6 separate regions of the Mus musculus genome follow, and all the other regions are linked to region 5. A link is a loop called in an ENCODE intact Hi-C map of the cell type or tissue named here. Cell type or tissue: heart. All regions are shown on one strand. Region 1 holds the start of Ccrl2 (chemokine (C-C motif) receptor-like 2). Region 2 holds the start of Mlh1 (mutL homolog 1). Region 3 has its middle 4.0 kb from the start of Fam240a. Region 4 has its middle 19 kb from the start of Epm2aip1. Region 5 overlaps Gm10030 (predicted gene 10030). Region 6 overlaps Mlh1 (mutL homolog 1).

Region 1 (4,000 bases), 59 kb before region 5:
GGAAAAAAAATAATCCTATGGCCTGAATGTGGACAGGCAAATGCTGGGAATCAGACCAAAATCAAGCAATACTGGAAGTTAGGGCCACACGACGAGAGAAGTCGGAGCGATCTTGAATTTACAGACCTGTCCTTTTCCTGGAGAGATTTTAGTTTACCATCAGGGTGTAACACAAAGCACAGAAAGCATATAGGGGACCGACTACCACCTCCACCCCTTACGCATCTAATGAGCACTGTGAATGCTTGTGAGTCTGCCTCCTGTCTAGGACTGAACTATGAACCACTTCCCTTACTCACAGGCCAGGTGTCATGGTGTGGCTCCGGGACATCTAGCTGCAGAAGGGAGAGATCTCAGGAGGCTGACAGCTCAGGGGACCCTGGACTGTAGCCATGTCCACGGGTAGACAGGGCATCCTGGGACCTGGAGATTCCCACTCATGCATAGATACCCCCTACTGGGGGAGGAGAGACCTTATTAGGAAGTGCCTCCGTTCTGGGTTCTCCCTGCTCCAGGGTGAGTTTCATTTTCTGTCCTAGCTTCCAGGATGCTCGGGGCTTAATGTTCACTCATGTTTATCTGGGCTCTTTTCTTTCTGTTTTCTTATTGGTCTCTTCATTACCTATTTCTGTTTTTATAGTTACACTTTCCGTTTCACATGCTGATAATGCAAAGGATGTGCCTAAATCACAGACATCACCTAGTCCCCAGATTAGGTCAGCCATAGCTACACAGAGTCGTGGGCCTGAGGGCAGTTTACACATGCTTCCCGCCCCTCCCCCCCAACTCTTTGAAGTTCTTCTTCTTCTTCTTGAAATACCCATCTTTAACCAGCATCCTTCTCCTCCCGCCCACTCCCTTCCACTCCAAGACCAGGCAACTGTCCAATTCCTTTCTTCATCCCCATTCTCCATTGGAAACCAAGTCTCCCCTCCTCACAGTCCACCTGACCGTGTCCCACACGTCCTCACACAGGACTTTCCCCCGGGGCTTCCCCTGAGCGGGGTCAGCTACATCAAGTGTCCCAGCATCAACTGCTTCCTTCCAGCTGCTTGCAACACTCTTTGCTTTCTGACGTAGGAATGCTCACACCAGACTTGCATTTAGCAGCGCTCCTTTTCTGTCCAGCTCTGTCCCCAACCTCCTTCCCGACTGATACCACTTGCTTCCATGTTCTCTGGTGAGTATGGACACGTTTGTACTCTGGAAACTGTTATCTACTCAGGGAACTTATGTCAGAAGCCAGGGGGTGGGGTGGTGCGTCTCGGCTTCTGACATCACACTCTGATTATCACTGGAAGCAGGCGTGGGTTAGTGTCCTTATCCGAGGCAGCCTGGAGGACAGCTGGCTAAGAGGTACAGAGAAGTCAAACTTGGGATACCGGGAGAGGGAGAGATGAAAACAACTTCTCAATTTCTCTGCGGCTGACAGAAGCTCCTGAGAGAGGCTTTCAGAACTTGATTCCAGCTGGCCCGTGAAAGCTGTGTCTGGACGGGAGAGCCTCAGAGGAATAAACAGTGCCTTCTCTGGCTTCTCCGGGTCATGACCAGTCTGTTCAGAAGGAAGTGGTGTTTCTCTGACCCCACTGTTCCCACAGCCCCCTGGATGGTAGATCATGGGGCTGCACCCTTCCCCACCCTTGGGAACTCAGTCAAACGGTTATCTTTATCTCGCCAGCTTGTCCTCGTGCTTGACCAGCGCAGTTTCACTTTTGCAAACATCTGTTTATATCCCTTGAGAGAAAAAATATCAAGCAACCTGCCTCAAACGACGCTGTTTTGTCCGGTGAGCAAGGTAAGAAACTGTTTTAAACATCTGGGAAGTAGGCGGGCACCAACTTCTGAAGCTTAAGCCAGTCTCTGGTTGTTTTTAACTCTTTGTTTTCTTAGATCCTATCTCCCACGTAGAGTCTCGTTTCAACCAAAGAACTTAAGTGGCTTTAACGTCCCTGACTCTTTCTGTACCAGGCAGTTTCTGTCACATTAGCAGCGTGGTCCCTGGGTGCTTAATGAGGAGATTTGAGTACGGCCGCCCACGCTGGGGTGGGGGGTGGGGGCATAGTTACTTTCAGTCTTTGGCTGTCGGATGGAGGGGAATCATGACCTCTGGTTTCCCCACAGGACAGCCTCCGATGGATAACTACACAGTGGCCCCGGACGATGAATATGATGTCCTAATCTTAGACGACTACCTGGACAACAGTGGGCCGGACCAAGTTCCGGCCCCCGAGTTCCTCTCCCCCCAGCAGGTGCTGCAGTTCTGCTGCGCGGTGTTTGCGGTGGGTCTCTTGGACAACGTGCTGGCGGTGTTTATCTTGGTGAAATACAAAGGACTCAAGAATCTGGGGAACATCTACTTCCTAAACCTGGCACTTTCAAACCTGTGTTTCCTGCTTCCCCTGCCGTTCTGGGCCCATACTGCAGCACACGGGGAAAGCCCTGGCAATGGGACCTGTAAAGTTCTTGTCGGACTCCACTCCTCGGGCTTATACAGCGAGGTGTTTTCCAACATCCTCCTCCTTGTGCAAGGATACAGGGTGTTTTCCCAAGGGCGACTGGCCTCCATCTTCACGACAGTGTCTTGTGGTATTGTTGCGTGCATCCTGGCATGGGCCATGGCTACTGCGCTCTCTTTGCCCGAGTCTGTGTTTTATGAGCCTCGGATGGAAAGACAGAAACACAAGTGTGCCTTTGGCAAACCTCACTTCTTGCCAATCGAAGCGCCGCTCTGGAAGTACGTTCTGACGTCAAAAATGATCATCTTGGTACTTGCTTTTCCTCTGCTGGTTTTTATAATCTGCTGCAGGCAACTGAGGAGAAGGCAGAGCTTCAGGGAGAGACAGTACGACCTCCACAAGCCGGCTCTTGTCATAACGGGCGTGTTCCTTTTGATGTGGGCGCCTTACAACACTGTGCTTTTCCTGTCTGCTTTCCAGGAACACTTGTCCCTGCAGGATGAGAAGAGCAGCTACCACCTGGACGCAAGTGTTCAGGTCACACAGCTGGTAGCGACCACCCACTGCTGCGTCAACCCGCTGCTCTATTTGCTTCTTGACCGGAAGGCCTTTATGAGATACCTTCGCAGCCTGTTCCCACGGTGCAATGATATCCCCTATCAAAGTAGTGGAGGCTATCAGCAAGCGCCTCCAAGGGAAGGTCATGGCAGGCCCATTGAACTGTACAGCAATTTGCATCAAAGGCAGGATATAATATAATATAAACACTCAACCTTGTCTCTTCACATTGTTTTATGCCATTTTTATATGTTTGTATAAAAATAGAATATAAGAGGAAAGGGGGCTGGTTAATGAACATTTACTACTAAGCGTTGAATTTGTCTCTGGCACACGGTTAAGTTATTTATAAAGGTGAATTCCACTCTTCCTCTTTAGCGTTTGTCCGCAGTGTGGGCGTGGGCGGTGTGCATTCCATAAACTGAAGCTCGGTAGTTGTCCAAAGTTACATAACTATAAAGTGGCAAAACTGATGTGTAAACTCAGAGATCACTGGCCCCAGAGTCTGTGAGTTATCCAAGCGTGCCAGCCTTTCAGTAACTGTCAGCTAGCAGTGGTGGCATGTCTGTCATCCCAGCACTCTAGGAGGCGGAGGCAGGAGGCATCTCACAAATGCAAGTATAACCTGACTTCCCCCAACCTCAATTCTTTTTTTTTTGTTGTTGTTGTTGTTCATCAAAATACATGCAATAAATATATATATTTTTAAAGCACATCTTGAAGGTTGGGATTATAGTTTTGTTGGTAGAACATTAGCCCCCCAAGCCCAGCTTTGATCTATAGCATGGCATCTACCTAGTATGATCATGCCCATTTTGTTTTGTTTTGGGAGGCAGGGTTTCTCTGTGTAGCCCTGGCTGTCCAAGAACTCTCTTTGTAGTCGAGGCTAGCCTTGAACTCAGAGATGTGCCTGCCTCTGTTTCCTGAGTGCTAACACCTGGTGATGCCCATCTCAATATCAGCTCAACTCAAGAGGTGGACACAGA
Region 2 (4,000 bases), 270 kb before region 5:
TTCTCTCACAAGATCATCCCAACGAGGATCCATTTCAGTTGTGGCAACTCGAAACAGTGCTTGGAGATGCTCATCCGTCAGTGGCTGGCTCAATGTGTGCTGGTTTCGAGTTAAATATGCAAAAGCCTTATCACAGATCTGGTTACTATCAAATAAGGATGCCACCTTATAGGCAACCCCTTTGATAATTGGGTAAGCTTCACCAGACAGTCCTGCATAAAACTGTCCCAAGTCTTTGACTCTGTACTCATTCCACAGGTCAGTGTTGGCCTGAAGTTTTGTTAGCTCCACTCTTACAGAAATAGGCGCATATTCCGGTTTAAAGCTAAATGGATTTGAGAAAAGTTCTAAGTCCTTTTTAATGAACCTGAGGTCCTTAAAATGTCTCTCAAAATCTTTCTGTAGGCGGGAGATCACCATTTGATACCTGTCAGGATCAAATATTTTTTGATCTTCCTTAAACTGCTGTTTAAGTTCATCAACGATTATACTGAAGGCAGGAAAGTCTGTTAGATTTACTTCCTCCATATGTCTCTGAAGTGAACTCAGCTTACCCTCAAAGGTGCAGATGCGTTCAAAGGCAGCAGCAGCAAAGACTTTACTGATCTGCAGTTCTTCACTGATCTCTCGAAGATAGTCCATAATATCTACCAAGAAACCAAAATCACAAAGCCACTGCTTGTCTGAGAAATGAACTGTTGTTGCCCCCACTGAGACCAAGAACGCCTCGATTTCTTTTCTTAGTGAAAATATTAGTTTTAACGTTTTGCCTCTTCTCAGCCAGTTGTTCAAACACCGTCCGTTAACTCTTTCACCATGCTCTGACTCAGACTCAGTTAGTAGAGGCTGAAACTCCGGTCGCCTAACACCTCTGGTCTTAATCATAACTACCCATTCAGATATGGTATTTATGATCTGATTAATATCAACATCATAAGAACTCAACAGTTCCAAGTGAAGAAATCCCGAATAGTGGATTACGTTCCAACAGTTGGGACTCACGGCCTTCTCTCTCATGTAGGAGACCAGTCCGGAGTTCTCGCCGATCATCCTTAAAGTGTGGGTCGTGGTCAGTCCAACCATTCGCTGTAAGCTGAGCCCTGCTGTCTGCAGGGCTTCCAGAATTGCCGACATGAGAGCCCCAACACTGAAGTGATGAGTCAGGTTGATAATCGTCAGAAGATCTTCTTGCACCTCCAGGTCGCGGCCGACGCCACGGATGAAGACCAGCAGGTAGTTCTCATAGGCCACAAAAGCCTGGTCATCCAAAGCAAGGGAATAGGCCTTAAAGTCCCTGGCTCGGTTAAACAGCTGGCTGCGGAGGTTGCTGTCAATGCTCAGAATCCTCTGCCGTGTGATCTCTGGAGACAAGTCAATGCCTTCCAGGACGCCGACGTGATCCGGCAGCACCTCTCTCAGCAACACCTCCATGCACTGGTGTACGAAGTCACCCTCACCCCAGCCGCGACCCTTCAAGGCCAAGAAGCGGCAGAGGCCGAGGCCTGCCCGGGTCGCTCTCTCCTCCGGAGTGAGCACGGCGGCCAAAGACATGTCACCCTGCCGCAGACGCTCGACCAGGGCCGCGCGTTCCTCGTCCCCTACAAACCGCTCGTAGAATTCGTGCTCGGCCTCGTAGTGGCGCCTCACGTCGCGTTCCCGAGTAGAGGCGACCAGGCGGCGACACACCAGGCACAGGGCCCCGTCACCCTCCGCAGGCTCCACCACCAGGTATCGCTGGGTCCACTCGGGCCGGAACACCAGAGCCTCGTCGACTTCCATCCTAATCCTCTTGGGCGTCATCCACATTCTGCGGAGGCCACAGGAGAACGCCGAGCTCTGAGGCCGCAGCAAACGGGGAGGAGCCCGACGAACGCCAAGCACCCCCTGGGTTCTGCGCCAGATCACCCGAGCAGGGGTGCACCAGCCTCCGCCAGGGCACCTCCGTTCCTATTGGCTGGAGATTTCGTATTCCCTCAGCTCTCAGAAATGAGCCAATAGGAAGAGCGGACCGTGAACTTTGACGCGCAAGCGCGTTGCCTTCTAGCCTGGTGTCGGGCCGCTGTTTAGAGCGGGACAGAGATCCCAGGAACTGACGTGTAAAAGCGCTTGACTGGCATTCATGCTGCCCAATCAGCACTTGCCGCTGGGAAGACGGCGCAGGACTGCAGTCGGCCGAAGCTGAAGGAAGAACTTGAGCGTGAGGAGCTCGAGTGATTGGCTGACTGGGAACTCGGGCGCCAATATGGCGTTTGTAGCAGGAGTTATTCGGCGTCTGGACGAGACGGTAGTGAACCGCATAGCGGCGGGGGAAGTCATTCAGCGGCCGGCCAATGCTATCAAAGAGATGATAGAAAACTGGTACGGAGGGAGCGGAGCCGAGTTCCCCGACTGAGAGCCGGGGCGGGCCGACCCACCTGCTGCAGTCGGCCACCGTGCGGGGCACCGAGCACGGGGACCGTGGGGGCATCGGGCACAGGGACCCTGCGCGTGCCAGGCTGGTTTCCCATTATGCACACGGCCGAAGGTCCTCACGACTTGCGCGAGACCTGTTTGGGTCGCAAGTAGGGGAAGCACGCGTGGTATTGGTTTAATGGTATCTTCCTGGAGTATGCGGCTCGCCGCCACGTTACATACAACGAAGATGCGCGGCTGACGATGTGTGAATGTGTAAGGGTGGAAGAGAAACAGTCTTCAGAGTGTGCCATTTTAGGTTTATCATTCATTCCCGGAATAATCCCTACACATCCAAGGCACAGTTTCTTCTGAGTTTTATTCAGACGTATCAGGACATGGGGCTTTTTTTCTGACTCTCCTCTTGTCAAATTAGTGAGTGACCCTAGTCTGAGACTTAGACCTGCATCTGAGACTTAGACCCGTCAGGTTGTGGAGGGGAGAAGTTAAACGTGTACTGTTTAACCTTTAATAGGCACAGTGAATAGTATACCCCAAAGTAGACACACCACCAAATAAGTTCAAAAAGGACACTGTGTACATAAGGACTTTGTGTTAATATCAGTTGATGGTTGTGAAAGCCAAAGAAGACAAATGTTCAGAAGTGCACTGAAAAGACAAAGCATTCAGAACGATGACACTGAGATAAATGACCTCAGGCCCTCTTTGGGGTCCAAAGACCTTTATGCAGGAGTCACCTAAGACCATCGTGAAATTCTGATATTTACATTACAATTCAGAGCAATAGCAAAATTGCAGTTATGAAGTAGCAACAAAATAATTTTATAGTTAAGAGTCACCACAATGTAACAATGGGTCCCAGTTTTAAGAAGGTTGAGAACCACTGCCACAGGGAGGAAAGGAAACTGAAGAGATAACCAGAGGAAGGAGCAGGGAGCCCTCGGACATTTGATTTGGTGTCAATAGGCTGCCCTAGGATAGGTTTTGCTTTTACTGTGTTAGGATGACCTGGAGAACTTGTTCACTTAATTGTACTATGCCTGAATCACCTACAATAAAAAACTAAGCTTAAAAGTAGCATAGCAACGCATGCAAGCAGAGATTATGCACAGATCCTACTTAAATATTTAAGTCGAGGTTTTTGATACAGAGGTGCTAAGAAAAGTTTATTACTTAAGTAACTTACTGGCTTCTTGTTTTTAAAAAAGGCATTTTCCTGAGAGGAGTTGAAAGCTTCCATTTTTCATGTAGCCCCAGGTCAAATTTGTTTCCTGTGGTAGATATTCTATGAGCATAGGCTGCTCTGAAAATACAAGAGTTTCATTCTTTTAAAGATATTTTCCTCTTTTTAATTTAGTTTATTTTGTTTACTTATTTGTGTGATAGGGATTGTGTGTACAACACACTTGTGAAGGTCAGAGGACAACTTTGATTCTCTCCTTCCATCATGTGGGTCCCAGGGATTGAACTCAGGTCCTTGGTTGGTGCCAGGTGCTTTCGCCCACTCAGACATTTTGTAGTCCCTATTAGCATCTTCTTTCATTTTAAATTTTCATTTTATTTGTGGGGATGTTTTACCTGCATGTAT
Region 3 (4,000 bases), 76 kb after region 5:
ACAAAGAGTTTAACAGTGTTAGTAATCTTGCAATTCTAGTCTTTACCCGAAAGCCTCATCCGGCTATGTGCAGTTCAGACTGTCACACGGCAGTTCATGGTTTGTGTCCACTTTTTATCAGCATGCTTCTTTGGAGAAGAGTGGGGTTTCTGTCCTCCGTTTTTGTCAGAGACAGGAACCTGTCTACTCAGTACAAGCCACGACTATAAAGAAAAATCCGAGGGATGAAAAGATGGTGCAGACATCTTGTTGCTCAAGTATGAGAATTGGATTTCCACTTCCAACACTGATATATAAAGACCAGTGTGATTCCATGCACTGTAACGGAAACTGGAGCTTGCTGACTGACAGCGTAGTCAAAACATGAGCTCCTGGTACAGGGAGGGAACCTGCTCCAAACCAACAAGTTGGACTCTACACTTTCTGGCCTTTGTAAGTATGGATGCATCACATATACACAGACACACACACCACACACACACAGACACACACCACACACACAGACACACCACACATAGACACAGACAAAAACACACCACACACTTACACACAGACACACACCACACATATACACACACACAGACACACACCACACATATACACACACACAGACACCATACATATACACACACATACCACACATACATGCACACACACACCACACAGACACACCATACGTAGACACAGACACATACTTACACCAAACATATACACACAGACACCACACACAGCACACACATATACACACAGCATACACTTATATACACACACAAGAACACCACACACACACACCACACACACCCACATACATAGACACAGACACACACACAGACAGACACACACCCACACATATATGCACAGATATCACACATAGCATACACACAGACACAGGCACACACACATCACACACATACATAGACATACACAAACACACAGATACCACACACACATACATACATACACAGACACCACACACATACCTGTATACACCACACACACACAGACAGACACAATACATACAGAGACACACATACATACCTGTACACACCACACACACATATACAGACACAATACACACAAATACACCACACATGCACACACTGATACACAGTGCAAGAAGGAAGATGAGGAGGTTAAGAGCACTTTCTGCAGGACCTGGGTTCAATCCCCAGCACCTGCACTGGGTGACTTACAACTGCCTGAAACTCCAATTCCAGGATATCTACCCTCTCTTCTGGCCTCCTTGAGCTTTATGTGGTGTACATACAAATATGCAGGTAAACACTCACACACACAAAATAAAATAAATCTTTACAAAATAATAATAGTAATAACAATGAGAATCTGGAGAGTGGCTAAACATTTTTAGAAAATTGAAAAGTAATCTTGTTAAAAAGTTGCTCTTAGGAGAAACTGGCCATGCAGGAAGCTCGCTCTTGGTACACATGGTCCACTGTGTTAACAATGAGGCACTCCAGCCAAGAGTCATAAGAATGACCAGTACAAGCCAAAACTCTTAAAAAACAAAAAAACAAAAAAACCCTCTCAGATTCCTACATTTGGTCTTAATGCTCTAGGTAATATGAGACTTGAGGGACTGAGCTGTTGGCATGGCATCGGACTCACAGGGGACAAACGTTCTCTTCTTTCATTTGACTCCCAGAGCATGTGTCGGCTCCTCATTCAGAATGGATGCCTCACAGATGTGATCGGTTCAAGTTTTGTGTAACTGAATTCATGCTATGGTTTAAGCATTGATTAATCCGGGGGAGTGGCGCCATGGTGACTGGGAGCCAGCCGGAGAGTGAGCAGAATTGATGGCGGGCACAGTCTGGCCCGTGGTGTCCTCGGCGAACAGACACAGGGGGATCATTTATTTCTCTAGAACAGTCCCTGGTGCTCCCAAAGAGCCTTCCGATTAATTCAAGACTCCACCTCACCCTTCTGCAAAGAGAAACGGTTGGTCTCTTTGTAAAATCGAGGAAACTAAAACACAAACACAGGAAACACATGCCTGTGTGACAGAATGCACTGAGATGCTAACCCCGGAGCACCCCTCCCATCCCTGTGGGTGAAGGCAGTGGGGCAGGAGTGAGTCTCTACACCAAAGACATAAGAAACATTTCTCCACCTTTATAGAGCCTTAACTTGAGTGTAATAAAATCCATCCACTTTAGTATACAGGTTGATAAATCTTAACAATTACATTCGGCTACCCCACCAAAATTATAAACAAGGACACAGCACATTCTCACAACACTACAAAGCAGCCAAGACCAACCAGCAAACTCCATCCCGCTTCTGTAGATGCGGCTGTGGCTCAGCAGAGACTCTGAGGAGACCACTTCCCTTCCAGGTTATTTCTGCCTGTCAGCCAATACACATGCCCCACTCCCAGAAGCACCTACAAGCCCTCGGACCAGATGAGGACCCACTTTGTCTAAACTCCCATCCCAACAGCTGACACAAGAGGTGTCTATGTCTGTGATAAGAATCCCCTGCCCACTCCGCTAGAGCCCAAGTCAGTGCAGGATGGGGACCCTGTGTCATCCCAGCACAGCTGTTGGGATGAGGCAGATGGGAGTATTAGATATTTTCACTTGTCTTTGCTCTCGTTTTCATATTGTGCTGAAAGTGTGTTTCTAAAGTTGTAATTGATTCTTTTTCTTTTCTTAAAAAATGTATTTATTTTACTTATTATGAATGTTTTGCTGGCATGTTTGTTCGCCACATGTGTGCCCGGTGCCTCTGAGGTCAGAAGAGAGCATCAGACCCTCTGGAACTGGAGTTCCCAATGGTTGTGAGCCACCCTGTTGGTGCTGGGAACTGAGCTCAGGTCCTCTGCAAGAGCAGCCACTGCTCTGAGAGGTGGAGCCATCTCTCCCACCCACCCCTGGTTTTCTTGAAGCTTCAAAGTTACCGACAGCAACTGCTCTAGTTGTGGGCCTAGTGACACTGACAACGAAAACAGATTAAGGAGTTGAGGGAGATGAAAATAGAGTGCACTAGTAAAAATGATTTTCAGGGGTGTGGCACACACCCCAGCATGACCCTGAAAGCAGAAGACAACAGGCAGGAGGGAGTCAGTTCTCCCTTTCTGCCATGCTGGGCTAAGGAATCCAACTCAGGACTGGTGGCAAGTGCTTTATACTCTGAGCCATCCCACTGCCTGGGGTTTTTCTATTTCTTCATACACATATGGAATACCTCTGGGTATGTGACAGCCTTTCAAGGACAGAGGGACGAAAGGGCTTCCCTGATGCTCCTCTGGGTGTAGGCTGTTGGGTGACATTGCTTAACCTAGAAACAGTGGTTGCCCTGCCACCAAAGCATTACATGGCGGTGAGCAGACCAGGCATAATGAGAGTCAGTCACAGACCCAGGAAACCAGACAGCACTGTGTACAAACAAAGAAAATGGACTCTATCCTGAGATGTCAGTTATATTCCCCCAGCTTTGATGATCCCCCACCAGAGAACAGTCAGAAAGTCTGAGGTCTGAGGCTATCTCTCGTCCTAACCCTAGGAATGCTGAGTGGGTCCAGAAGTTCGAGACTAGCCAAGGCAATATAGTAAGATGTTTATCACAAAACAAAACAAAACAAAACAAAACAAAACAAAACAAACCCAAGTCAGGATTGCAGTGCATATCTGTAATCCTAATACCCAAGAGGTAGGAAGGAGAGAATCAGAAGTTCAAGGTTACTCTCAGCTATGTAGGGAGTTCCAGCTTAGCCTGGGCCATAGACTCTGTCTTTTAAAATAATTTTTTTTCAGCTCTTACTCCTGCTTCTTCCCCTTGCCTCTTGCCCCCTTGCTCCCTCCCTCTCTCTCCATTCCTCCACTCCCACCCCACGTAGTCACAGCCAGCCTCTACTTCTCTATTCTCTCCTTTTCTCTGCCTTTCTCTGCCCCTGCTACTCCCCTCCCCACCCTAAATAAACTGTATTCTATACTAAAAAAAATAAATAAATAAAAATCAAACTTTGGATCTTTTTGAG
Region 4 (4,000 bases), 290 kb before region 5:
GAACTCACTCTGTAGACCAGGCTGGCCTCGAACTCAAGGAGATCTGCCTGCCTCTGCCTCCCGAGTACGAGTATTAAAGACACCCACCATCATCGTCTGGCTTCAGGTGTCTTCTTTAATCACCTTTTCTGTTGAGAGAGGGTCTCTCACCAGCCCTTGAGATCGCCAGTTTGGTGATCTAGCTGGACAGTGAGCTTCCGAACTTTGCCTGTCACCGCCTCCTTTCCCATCCTCGGTGCTGGGCTTCCAGACATGGACCACTTTGGCCAGCTTTTATTGTGGGTGCTGGGAATATGAACTTAGGTCCCATGCTGGATAGTTTTCCATCAACTTGACACAAGCTAACGTCATCTTAAAGGAGGGAACCTCAATTGTAAAAATGCTCCCCGGTAAGATCTGGCTCTAGGCAAATCGGTGGAGTATTTATTGAATTGGTGACTGGACTGAATACATCCTTTCTTCCCCTACTTGTTCTGACCGTTGTGTTTTACACAGCAAGGCAGCCCAAATAGCCCCTCCTCTCTGTAGCAGGTACCATAATGACTAAGCACCCCCTTAGCCTGTGGTTCCTCACAGATCAAGCCAACTCCTGTAACTGGAGCCCTCAAGTGTGTACAACACATAAGTCAGAAATCCGACTGCCCACAGTAGTCAGACAGCTATCGTGAGTACAGCTGAGGTGAGTACTTCCCAGAGGTGAAGCCTACAACAGACAGAGCTATTGTAAGCGTCACATAAATAAATAAATAAATAAATAAATAAATAAATAAATAACGCTTTTGATGTTTTTGGATACAGTTCTAGAAAACTTAATTGTATTACCTGGAAGTTCCCTGTACTGGCTAGTTTTGTGTGTCAACTTGACACAAGCTGGAGTTATCACAGAGGAAGGAGTCTCCCTTCAGGAAATGCCTCCATGAGATCCAGCTGTAAGGCATTTTCTCAATTAGTGATCAAAGAGGGGAGCCCCTTATGGGTGGTGCTATCCCTGGGCTGGTAGTTCTGGGTTCTATAAGAAAGCAGGCTGAGCAAGCCAGGGGAGGTAAGCCAGTAAGGAACATCCCTCCATGGCCTCTGCATCAGCTCCTGCTTCCTGACCTGCTTGAGTTCCTATCCTGACTTCCTCTGGTGATGAACAGCAGTGTGGAAGTGTAAGCTGAATAAACCCTTTCCTCCCCAACTTGCTTCTTGGTCGTGATGTTTGTGCAGGAATAGAAACACTGACTAAGACATTCCTATTTAACTAATTCAAAATTTTCATGCAGTGTCCACTAAGTGAGACCTAGCCACAGACCAGCCAGATAGGTCAACAAGGTGATTAGCAGTAATAACACTAAACAAACACCTACACCAGACCTACTGGCTAAACTGAAGCAATCCATTCTGATCTCACTGACTCCCCTCTGCAGTTAGAGGAGTGTATGGGATTTTGTAGACTGTTACCTTTTGGGATGTATACATTTTTATGTGCCATGAGTACTTTGCCTGGATGGATGGATATGCACCGCTTTCGTACCCTATGTCCATGGATGTCAGAAGAGGTCTTTGGATCTCCTAGCCCTGGAGTTACAGATGGTGAGCTGCCATGTGGATGCTGGGAATTGAACCTACGTCCTCTGCAGGTGCTTCTAGTACTCTAAACCGCTGTGTCATCGCTTAGGCCCCTGAGCTGTGATTTTTGCAAACTTCCAATTCCTACCCTCTTCGGTCTTGCAAATTCCCAGTGTCCCTGTCTCCATGGTAACCTGCTATGGCCCAGGCAGCCTCTGCTTCTTTGCTTCGCTCACACTGTTGCATAGGCAGCTTTTCACGGTTTGCTTTGGTGAGGTGCAGAGCTCCCCAAAGCTTTAGGTATTTATGTTCCCAGCTCCGTAGCACTTAGCTGGCACGATGCTGCAGAATGAATAAAAAACAGTGCATCAGTAATGGTTATGAACGTCACAAAACTACTAGCAGTAATTCTAGAGTAGTATGCATGACATATCAAATACACACACACACACACACACACACACACACACACACACACGCTGAATCAAGTGTAGGGCGAAATAATATTCAGCGGGCATATTACATGAAAGGAATTTACATTAAACTGAGAAACTGATTCTCATGGGGAAATTAGGAATCATGATGTCAAATGTCCAAGGACAGAACGCCTGAGATGGCTCCGATTAGCTGGGCGCACTGAAGGTGGGATTGTAAGGGAAAGGACAGGCGAACAGGGCAGAGGGAAAGGGGTGCGCGTGCTCTGGTGGAGAAGCGACTAGAGTGTGGGGTGATGAGAACAAGAACACGCTGCTGGCGCTGTGCCATGTCTCATTCAGAGCTGACTCACCTGAGAAAGTTTTGTGTTTTCAGGTGCCTTGGGGAGCGACTGCGGCCCAGAGGACCCAGAGCGTAGTCTGCTGCCCCCGTGTGGCGGGAGCGCATACTGCAGCGCCCCGGCGGAAAGCTTTACCACCAGAGGGCGCAAAGGGCTCGACCTCTCAACAGGCCTGTAGACCCGTGATGTCATTTGTGTATTTTCCAGAGTTCTTTTTACAGGAGTGGTGATCAAGCAAATGGCCAGCTATCACCCCACCAACCAGGATCCTCTCCTCTGCTTAATCCTTATCTGTTTCTTCCTTACTGTCCTAGTTAGGGTTACTATTGCTGTGATGAAACACCATGAACAAAGCAATTTGGGGAGGAAAGGGTTTATTTCAGCATAGACTTCCAGGTACACTTTCACGGAGGAAAGTCAGGGCGGGAACTCAATCCGAGCAGGAAGTTGGAGGCAGGAGCTGATGCAGAGTTGGGGGGAGGGGTGCTGCTTGCTGGCGTGTTCCTCATGACTTGTTTAGTCCCTCCCCCATTAGTCACTAATTAAGAAAATACAGCAAGATCTTATAGAGGCATTTTCTCAACTGAGGTTCTGTCCTTTCAGATAACTCTAGCTTGATATAAAACTAGCCAGCACACTTACTTCCTTATAAGTTGCTAGGTCTGGAAAGCCTCATTTAATAACATAATACACACACGCACACGCGCAGGCACGCACAAGCACACATTCATCCCAGGACCTTCTACATTGCATTTGTCATATGGAATTGCTGAACATTATATAATAATACGGAAAGAGGTATGGGGAGGTTACTTAACCAATTCCTTTAGATTTTTGGTAATAGAGAAGCCAAATCAAATTAGCTTAAAGGAGGACATGCTGGCTCCTGACAGAGATGGTAAAGGAAGTTGTCCTGTCCTAGTAACAATATAACAGCTAGAAAGATTTCAGGAGCCTAGAGTAAAAGCTTCCCTTTGTGACTTTCAGTTCCTTCCCTACATTTTTGCTAATTAAGACCAGCCAATTAGCCTTTCGTGGACAAAGCCATCTCAGTTAAACTTGCTAGTTCCTCACTATTAGACAGAAGAGACCCAGCAAATCTGAGGAAAACATGTACCTGAATGACAAAGGAACAATAACAAAATGACCTCTCAGGAAACGGGGAGGGGGGGGGGGTGGGATGTAAACAAAAACTAAGGGCCAGTAAGATGGCTCTGCAGGTAAAGGTGCTTGTTGCCACGGCTGAGGAATGGGGCTGAATCCCCAAAAGTCATACTGTAGAAAGAAGAGACTTGACTCCAGGAAGTCGTTCTCTGACATCCACACACATGCTATAACACAAATGTGCCGCACACACACACACAAATAAATAAATAAATAAATAAATAAATCTGTAAAGTTTAGGCTGAGAGTGATAGCAAATACCTTTAATCCCAGCTCTCTGGAGGCAGTGGCAGGAACATCTCTATTTTACAGAAGAGTCCCTGATAGCAAGCAGAGGAGATGAAGTTTAAAAATGCAGAGACAGGAAGTTGAGAATAAGTACGGCTTGAAACCAAAATTAGCAGACTCATAAACTAAACACCATAGAACTAAGAATCACAATGTTTCGTCTGTCACATTAGCACACAGCTAGATGCCTAAGAATGTCAAGAAGTGGCATGTATATTATGA
Region 5 (4,000 bases):
AAACATTCCTGGTGCCTGCTGAGAGCTGAGGCCACTTAACTTCTTCTCAGACCTCTCAGCCATCCTCTGCCCTGGGTCTTTCCCTCAGGGGCTGACAGCTGGTCACAGGACTCAGAAGCCCGGCCCCAGAGTGATGTCCCTCCTTGGCAATCTCTTCTTTTGGGTCTCGGTGACATAGCCAGTCCCTGCATGGTGACAGGAGAGGGAGCCTTCCTCCTTCCCGGAAGGAAGGTTGATTAAGGTCTGGAAGAATTGGGCCACAGTACAGAGTCCAAGCTAGAGTTGTGAGAATCAGGAAAGGTAGTAGTCAGAGCTCAGGGGACAGCCTGGCTAGAAGGCTCTGAGGCATGCAGTTAGAAGTAGGATCTCCTGGTTGCGGGCTGGTGACATGTCTCAGTCAGCAACTGGTGCCATGGAAGCACAAGAACCCTGTGAGTCCCTTAGGACCCACTTTACAAGCCAGACATGTAGCATGCAAAAACCACAGGGCTGGCTCCTGAGGAACGGCCCTCAGGATAGATTTCTAACTACCTCCAAGTACCCACACTCACATGCACACACGCTCGCACATACGTGTGCATGCACACACAAATCCCAGACACACACACACACCACACATACACCACACCACACACACACATACATACACACCACACACACGTACACACACACACATATACCACACACACACACAACTGTTGACTGGACTCTAAGCCTTGCCCTCCTCAAACTCAGTATGCTTGTAGCTCAAGCCAACTGTGAGGTGTGTGGCTGCTTAAGGAGTTCCCAGTAATCAAGGGAAGGAGCAGGGGGAAGGTTCCCAACACACCAGTGACAGAGAGCAAGACCTGTAGCAGTTTAAAGCCTCCTGATAGCATCAAGGAGGATATGTGCTCCCTTAATGCCGGTCACAGGGCCACTGAAGTCACGTCAAGGCTCGGGAGGAACCGGCAGACAGAGGGTCTGGAGTGGCCCCCAGGGAAAATGTCAGTCTTCCACACAGCTAGGTAGCAGCAGCCCTAGAAGCCTCAAGCCAAACTCTCCCCTTCCTCCCTTTCTCTTCACAGAGCCTGCTCACATTGGCTGGCTCTGCTGCTACCCGTGTTTTAAAGCTTGGAGTTCAGGCTTCACTAGGGGAGTACTGATAGTTGGTGCTGCACTGACTGTATAGCTCCCATCTGCCAGTTATAGAAACCGAGGCCTAGCCTGGCCCACCACTGAGGCCTGGCCTGGCTGCTGGGGTGCGTCAGGGCTGAGCTATGGCTATTGTGTGAGGAGGTTCCTTGGCCTACACTACACTCTCATTTCTCCCAGAAAGAGAACGGGGGTCACAGAATGAACTGCAGCTAGGACGATGTCAGAAAGTCACCTAATCGCCGTGCACCTCCCCTGGAAAGAACACAGAGAACCTACAAGAGCCAATGGCCCCGAGAACTTGCCTCAGAATCTTCTAAGGCCTACGGCCATCCTGAGAGAAGAAACCAGAAAGGGGAGAACTAGGAACTTTGAACCAGCTCTGGAAGGAAAGGAGTGTCAGAATTTGGCTTCCCACAGTGAGCTCACCCTACCCCAGACCTAGAATCACAAGTATCTGAGCTGAAAGGGCCTGAGAAGACTTGGTTATGTGGGTAACTTCTAGGCCAATAGCCACAATTCCTTCAAAGTCCGCCAGGGGTACAGGGAGCCCAGCTCAGCCGCATGGTTAGGACCAAAGCGCCCTCTAGAGGTATGAGCTTGTAACTTCCGTGTTCTCTGTTCCCACTGATGGCAACAAGTCTGGCTGTGTATCTGTTGACTTCATTATGGCCTAGTCAGACCCAGCAGAGACTATTTCTCTCAATTCACAGAAACTTTCCTGAACAGGAAAGCCAATTTCTCAGTCCCCAAACAACCGGTTTGGCTTTTGTTTTTGTTTTGCTTGTTTGCTAGCTTGCTTGCTTATTGAGTCAAAGTCTTACCACATAGCTCTATCTGGCCTCAAATTCACAAAGATCTCCTGGCCCCTGCCTCTTGAGAGCTGGAATTAAAGTTGCGTGCCATCGTGCCCAACCACAAACCCTCACGCTTAAAAGAAATATTTTTGTTTTGGCATAGTTTTACAGAAACATTGCAAAGTGAGATAGGAGCTTCCCCCATACCTCCCCCTTATCCAGGAGCCCTTAGAGTTACCATCCTATTAGCAAGGCCTACTGGTTAAAACTGAACCAGCTGTGGACTGGAGAGATGGCTCGGTGGTAGTGAAGTCCCACCTATTTCACGTCCCATCAGAGAGTGTGTGCCTCCTATATAAGAGATGTAACCTTTGTCACTGGGTGGCTTGTTTGGTTTGTTTATTTGTTTGTTTGTTTGTTTGTTTCACTATGAAGTTACTGATTTTCATTTTTAATTCTTTTGTCTGTTTATTTGCTTGCTTGTTTATTTTGAGACAGGGGTCTCTCTATACAACCTTGGCTGTCCTGGAACTCACTGTGAAGTGAGTCTATCCCACACAGAAAGAAAGAGGGGGGGCTAAACCAAGCTTCACCTCCTTGCAGGGATACCAGATATGATATTTGAAATGTTGTTTGTTTCTTTGTGTGTGTGTGTGTGTGTGTGTGTGTGTGTGTATGATACTGGTTAATGGGTGTGCAAGTGTGTGCAGGTACATGTGCAATATGTGTGCATAGAAGTTGGCTTCTACCATCTACCTTAATCTCATCTCATTTCTCTCTCTCTCTCTCTCTTTTAAAGAGAGTTCCTTTCTGAGCCTGGAGCTCATCCAGATTAAACTGACTGCCAATGAACTTGGGGAATCTGCTGTCTGGGTTTCTCCAGCCCTGGTGTTACAGACAGGCCCTACTGCACACTTTTTTTTAAAATTCACTTCTTCTTATGTGTGTCAGTGTGTTACCTGCATGTATGTCTGTGTACCACACATGTGCCTAGTGCCAGGGAAACCAGAAGAGGGTATCAGATCTCTGGGGATGAGGGTTACAGCCACATGGCTGTTGGGAATTGAACCTGGGTTCCTCTGGAAGAGTAGCCTCTTAATCTCTCTCCAGCCCCAGTTTTACAAAAGCTCTGGGAGCTGAACCCAAGTCTTAATGTCTGAGCAGCTTCACCCTCTACTCACTTATTGTTTCTTTTGTATCTGTATGGGTTGGTGTATTTATTTTATACTTTAGATTATAATCTAATAGAGTCTTCCTTAGGGTTTCTACTGCTGCGATGAGACACCACGACCAAAAAAAGTTGGAAAGGAAAGGGTTTGTTTTGCTCACACTTCCACATCGCTGTACAGTATTGAAGGAAATTAGGACAGGAACTCAAAACAGGACAGGAACCATGAGGCAGGAGCTGATGCAGAGGCCATGGTGGGATGCTGCTCACTGGCTTGCTCCTCGTGCCTTGTTCAGTCTCCTTCTTAAAGAACCCAGGACCATCAGTCCAGGCATGGCCCTGCCCCGCCCAAAATGGGCTGGGGCCTCCCCCATCAGTCACTAATTAAGAAAAAGCCCTACAGCTGGATCTTATGGAGGCATTTTCTGGATGGAGGTTCCCTCTTTTGAGCAACTCCAGGCCACCATCAGAATGTCTAAACCAGTCTGCCTCTATACTTGCTGGTGGTCTAAACTCTTTCCCGGTTCACCCACCCTTGGGACCGGCGGCTTTACAGGCAAGCTGACGCACACCCATCATGAGGACAAAGACTTGATGACAGTCATAAATTAGATAATAACTCTAGATACCTGAAGTCCGTCATTGATTTTTCAAGCTACATCTAAGGGCCCTAGGTTTTTATAGAATAACAAAAATTGGCCTGGGTAGTTAGCTCAGTCAGTTTAAAAAAAAAAAAAAAAAAAAAAAAAAAAAAGGCCAGGTATGGCAACGCACTTATATCTCAGCACTGGGGAGGAAGAAACCGTGATTTCTGGGGCTTCTGTTGACTTCTGGCCTACTTGTATACACACACACACCGGAAGAACAAGGGCGGTATTTGCAAACTATTACGTTGGGAGGG
Region 6 (4,000 bases), 250 kb before region 5:
GGGCATCTGATAAGGTTGCCACTCCAGGGGTGACTTTATGGCCATGTGTGAGGATGCAGCTGTGACCTCATCTGAGGACAAGTGTGATCTGGTTAACTCTCCTTTTGATTTTTCAGACCGTCTGGTAGAATCAGCTGCCTTGAGAAAAGCCATTGAAACTGTATATGCAGCATACTTGCCCAAAAACACACACCCATTCCTGTACCTCAGGTAATGTAGCATCAGATCTGTCGGGGCTCTGTGAAAGAGGTTGTCAGCCAGGGTGGGGCCTTGTCACTGCTCTGAAAGGATGCCCTGTCCCTCCACAGGAAAATGGCACCATTCTCACTCATTCAGAGACTCTGTGCTTCCTTCTACTTGGGTCAAGAAACAGCATCCTGCCCAGTGAGGACTCTTCAACATTTTAAAAGATTCTTTTTCTTTGTTTATTTGATTTAGAGATAGGGGAGTAAGAGAAAGAGAGAAGGAGCAAGAGAGGACACAGGACACAAGGAACACGTGTGGAAGTCAGAAGACACATTTCTAGAATCGGGTTTTCTTTCCTCATTACATGAGTTCTGGTTGGCGGGCCTGTGGTAACTGCCTTTGCCTGCCTGCCTTCTTGTAGGTTCTTGCCTTAGCTTGGCAGATGCCAGTGGCTTCCTTAAGTACTATAGCAGCCATGCTTCATCATCACACATATTTGAGGGCTTGCCTGATCTAGACCAAACCCCACACAGTCTTTATATCTTTTGCTTGTCTGAAAAAGCCTCTCTAAAAATCAGCATGAAGAATGACCGTTCTCTGCAACACAGCTGCACAAGGGTCCAGTACATACTGAAATCTTTCAAGTTTGAAACCTTAGCCTTCTGGCAGAAGCTATGTTGGAAAGTTAATTCTCAGCTGAGCCTCTGGAACACTCCTATGAGCCCGGTGTTTTGGACAATTTTAAGTTTCTAGGCCAGTGTAACAAGACCCTGTCTCAAAAAAAAGAAAGTTTTCTTTGTTCTGTTCTCACTGAAATGAGAGAAAAAGTTAAAAATTATGTTAAAAATGGTTTTTAGATGAGAGCAGACATATTATGGCCATGGGCGAGAGTAGTTTTTATATTTAATGTACAGTTGGCTCCATCATGTGTCTCCTTGCTGGGTAATAAATCTGTAATGTCATCAGCTTGTTCTGTACCAGGCAGGATCTAAATAGGAGATAGAGAACAAGGAAAGTTTAATGAAGAAATTAATACTGAAGTCAAGTACCAGAGGTTTAAATAGTGAGAGATCAGTGACAGGAACAACAGATGCAGAGAGCAGCCCCTCCCCAGGGCTGAGATATTAATAGAGCCTCTTGCCATTCTGGTCTCCACCACCCTGTTGCTGAGATAAGGTCCTGATGAGAGAATGTGCCTGTGGCTTGCTGCACCTGGGAGAGTGCATGAGGCAGTCCTCAGCACTAGGGAGTTGCTGTGGGGTGTACTGCCTGTAAGAAGAAACTGCTGCTGAGCTCTGTGTGCAAGAAGACCCCTCCTGTTGTCCCTGTAGTGCCCTCTACTGACAGAGCTTCATAATGCAAAGCAGGGTAAGAGCTCTGAGTTGACTAGAGAGTCCTGCATTGTCTGAAAAGTGAGGGAAGGGACAGTTTGATAGTTACCCTGTCTTTAGTGCTAAGAAAACATTCAGCGACGTTGGCTACTTGCCTGAGGTCACATAATCCAGCACTTCTGCTGCCAGCTGACATGCAGTAACTAACACACACACAAACGCACACATGCACACACAAGATGCCTTGCATAAACTTAATTCCCACTGTAACTCTGGAGTTAGGAGACCTGCTGTGTCCAGTATATAAATGACACTAAGGCCAAGGACAGTGATACAAGTCCCCAAAAGCAACACAGCTCCTGAGTACCAGAGATAGCATGCAATCTCTCTGACTTAATCTTGAGGTGTGAGGCCATGGTGATTCGGCCTTTTCCATGTTGTCTAGTCGCCACATGTCACCACATGTAGATTTTTTTCCATCTCTTGTGGCCTTTCTCTCTTCATGCTAGTTTGGAAATCAGCCCTCAGAACGTGGACGTCAATGTACACCCCACCAAGCACGAAGTTCACTTTCTGCACGAGGAGAGCATTCTGCAGCGTGTGCAGCAGCACATTGAGAGCAAGCTGCTGGGCTCCAATTCCTCCAGGATGTATTTCACCCAGGTGAGGGCACCTGCCTCCACCGTCTTTCTGAGCCTGCTCTGCTTTGAAATGTGTTCCGCATCAGGAAAACTTAGAATTTTTGTTATAACCTTGAATTGTCTTCATATTTCTTTGATAGTTTCTTTCAGTAACACTTTCTCTGGGATTTATATATTTGAGTGTGTCTCTGTGTCTATGTCTGTGTGTTCCATGCACATGTGCACAGGTCATGCATCCATACACTTGTATGCAGTGGCCAGAGCAGGGTATTGAATTTGGTCTGTCTCCTTACTGCCTTGAGATGGATTTTCACTGAAATGATGCTCTCACTATGGCCAGGCCAGGCCTCACTTGAGTGCTAGGCATTTGAACCCGGTCCTCAGGCTTGCACAGCAGGTGCTCCTACCTCTTCCCGGGAAGGTGTTTGAATAGAGCGGATACTTTGTTTTAATTTGTATGCATTTTCTAAGCACAGATAAAATTAGTACATATACCTGCTGCCCAGCTTTAATAACATCAGCATTTTGCCCTACTGGTTTTATATATTCTTGTCTTACTTAGGGAAGAAAAAAGTGTATTTTTTTTAATTAGGTATTTTCTTCATTTATATTTCAAATGCTATACCGAAAGTTCCCTATTACACCCCCCCACACCCCCACACCCCCCCACACCCACACCCCCACCCCCGCCTTGCTCACCAACCTTCCTGCTTCCCCTGTACTGGGGCATATAATCTTTGCAAGACCAAGGGCCTCTCCTCTCACTGAGAAAAAAGTGTATCTTAAAGACATCTTAGACATTGATTTCTTCCTTAGTACTTCATTATACATCTAAAAAGTTTCTTATATAACCATAATATAAATATGACAGACAATAAAATTAATAGCAATAACAACATTTACTATCTAATCTTATTCAAATATCTTAATTATCCTGAGAGTCTGTTTAACAGTAGGTGTGTTCAAATCTGCATCCAGAGAAGTTCAGGTCATAATATTTGCTTGTTACATTTTTTAAATCTCTTAAGTTGGTTCTCTGTCTGTGTTTATTTTTATTTTGGGGGAAACAAGTTTCATAGCCTAGGCTGCCCTTGAATTTGCATATAGCTGAGGAGCCTTAAACTTCTGATGCCTCTGCCCCTGCCTCTCTGCCTCTCTCTGCCTCTGCCTCTCTCTGCCTCTGCCTCTCTGCCTCTGCCTCTCTCTGCCTCTGCCTCTCTGCCTCTCTCTGCCTCTGCCTCTCTGCCTCTCTGCCTCTCTGCCTCTGCATCTCTGCCTCTGCCTCTCTGCCTCTGCCTCTGCCTCTGCCTTTCTGCCTCTCTGCCTTTCTACCTCTGCCTGTGATTCTAGGTGTACACCACCAGGCCTCCCTTCCTGAAGTCTCTTAAGTCCCTTTGAATTAAGTAAAGCCTCCTCCTTTCAACTATTTGTGTGTGAGCAAATGGAGGGTGGGACACACATGCACTGTGGCAAGCATGCGGATATCAGAAGGTAACTTTGATGAGTCAGGTGTCTCCTAGTGGTGACTTCCAGGGATTAACTCGAGTTGTCAAGATTTGGCGACCAGCATTTTCACCCACCCACCGAGCCATCTTGCCAGCCTCAGCATCTTTTTTTAAATTGCTGTTCTCGTTGGCGTCTCTGTGTTTCTTGAAGCATAATGTACATTTAGATTGATTGGCTGTTTCTTTGTAGTGTTATTTAATTCTCTCTGATCCTCTATATTGCTTTGAGTTGGAAATCTAAGGGCATAACTATATTCAAACACATAAACATTATTTTTGCCTAGATTTCTTTTCTTATAAATTTTGTTCATTCTAGTTTGATCCTTCAAAAAAAAAA

Evidence for each region. Peaks named below come from ENCODE experiments on the same cell type or tissue, not always from the same donor. Only the 100,000 strongest peaks of a DNase experiment are listed, where the experiment ranks them.
Region 1: it touches region 5 in a loop (2.8-fold over the local background); 5 of 42 quality-filtered maps call a loop at or near these places.
Region 2: it touches region 5 in a loop (2.4-fold over the local background); 5 of 42 quality-filtered maps call a loop at or near these places.
Region 3: a loop joins it to region 5, with 2.5 times the contacts of the local background. A loop is called at or near these places in 7 of 42 quality-filtered maps.
Region 4: a loop joins it to region 5, with 4 times the contacts of the local background. A loop is called at or near these places in 6 of 42 quality-filtered maps.
Region 6: a loop joins it to region 5, with 2.7 times the contacts of the local background. A loop is called at or near these places in 6 of 42 quality-filtered maps.

The regions. Positions count from the first base shown.
Region 1 is chr9:111,054,561-111,058,560 of GRCm38, reverse strand. Ccrl2 (chemokine (C-C motif) receptor-like 2) reads left to right here and starts at 1,043. Exons shown (of 3, transcript NM_001302376.1): 1 at 1,043-1,180; 2 at 1,679-1,795; 3 at 2,122-3,727. The coding sequence starts at 2,133. The coding sequence ends at 3,215. In heart, CTCF peaks have their summits at 449, 1,527 and 2,400; DNase peaks (open chromatin) are centred at 390 and 1,180; H3K4me3 peaks cover 2,583 bases; H3K27ac peaks cover 2,930 bases.
Region 2 is chr9:111,269,767-111,273,766 of GRCm38, reverse strand. It overlaps Mlh1 (mutL homolog 1), which reads left to right and starts at 2,159. Exons shown (of 19, transcript NM_026810.2): 1 at 2,159-2,358. The coding sequence starts at 2,243. Epm2aip1 (EPM2A (laforin) interacting protein 1) reads right to left here and starts at 1,922. Exons shown (of 1, transcript NM_175266.4): 1 at 1-1,922. The coding sequence starts at 1,806. In heart, no CTCF peak of the experiment used is centred here; a DNase peak (open chromatin) is centred at 1,966; H3K4me3 peaks cover 3,521 bases; H3K27ac peaks cover 2,803 bases.
Region 3 is chr9:110,918,859-110,922,858 of GRCm38, reverse strand. No RefSeq gene overlaps it. Among named protein-coding and RNA genes, the nearest start is that of Fam240a, 4.0 kb to the right of the region's middle. In heart, no CTCF peak of the experiment used is centred here; a DNase peak (open chromatin) is centred at 1,968; H3K27me3 peaks cover 570 bases.
Region 4 is chr9:111,288,491-111,292,490 of GRCm38, reverse strand. No RefSeq gene overlaps it. Among named protein-coding and RNA genes, the nearest start is that of Epm2aip1, 19 kb to the right of the region's middle. In heart, no CTCF peak of the experiment used is centred here; a DNase peak (open chromatin) is centred at 2,430; H3K4me3 peaks cover 289 bases; H3K27ac peaks cover 327 bases.
Region 5 is chr9:110,995,140-110,999,139 of GRCm38, reverse strand. All of the region lies in intron 2 of Gm10030 (predicted gene 10030), which reads right to left. Among named protein-coding and RNA genes, the nearest start is that of Rtp3, 7.4 kb to the right of the region's middle. In heart, a CTCF peak has its summit at 1,695 (motif pointing left); a DNase peak (open chromatin) is centred at 1,729; H3K4me3 peaks cover 148 bases; H3K27ac peaks cover 147 bases.
Region 6 is chr9:111,245,430-111,249,429 of GRCm38, reverse strand. Mlh1 (mutL homolog 1) reads left to right here. Exons shown (of 19, transcript NM_026810.2): 10 at 117-210; 11 at 2,027-2,180. Among named protein-coding and RNA genes, the nearest start is that of Gm51692, 13 kb to the right of the region's middle. In heart, a CTCF peak has its summit at 1,526 (motif pointing left); no DNase peak of the experiment used is centred here; H3K27ac peaks cover 1,656 bases.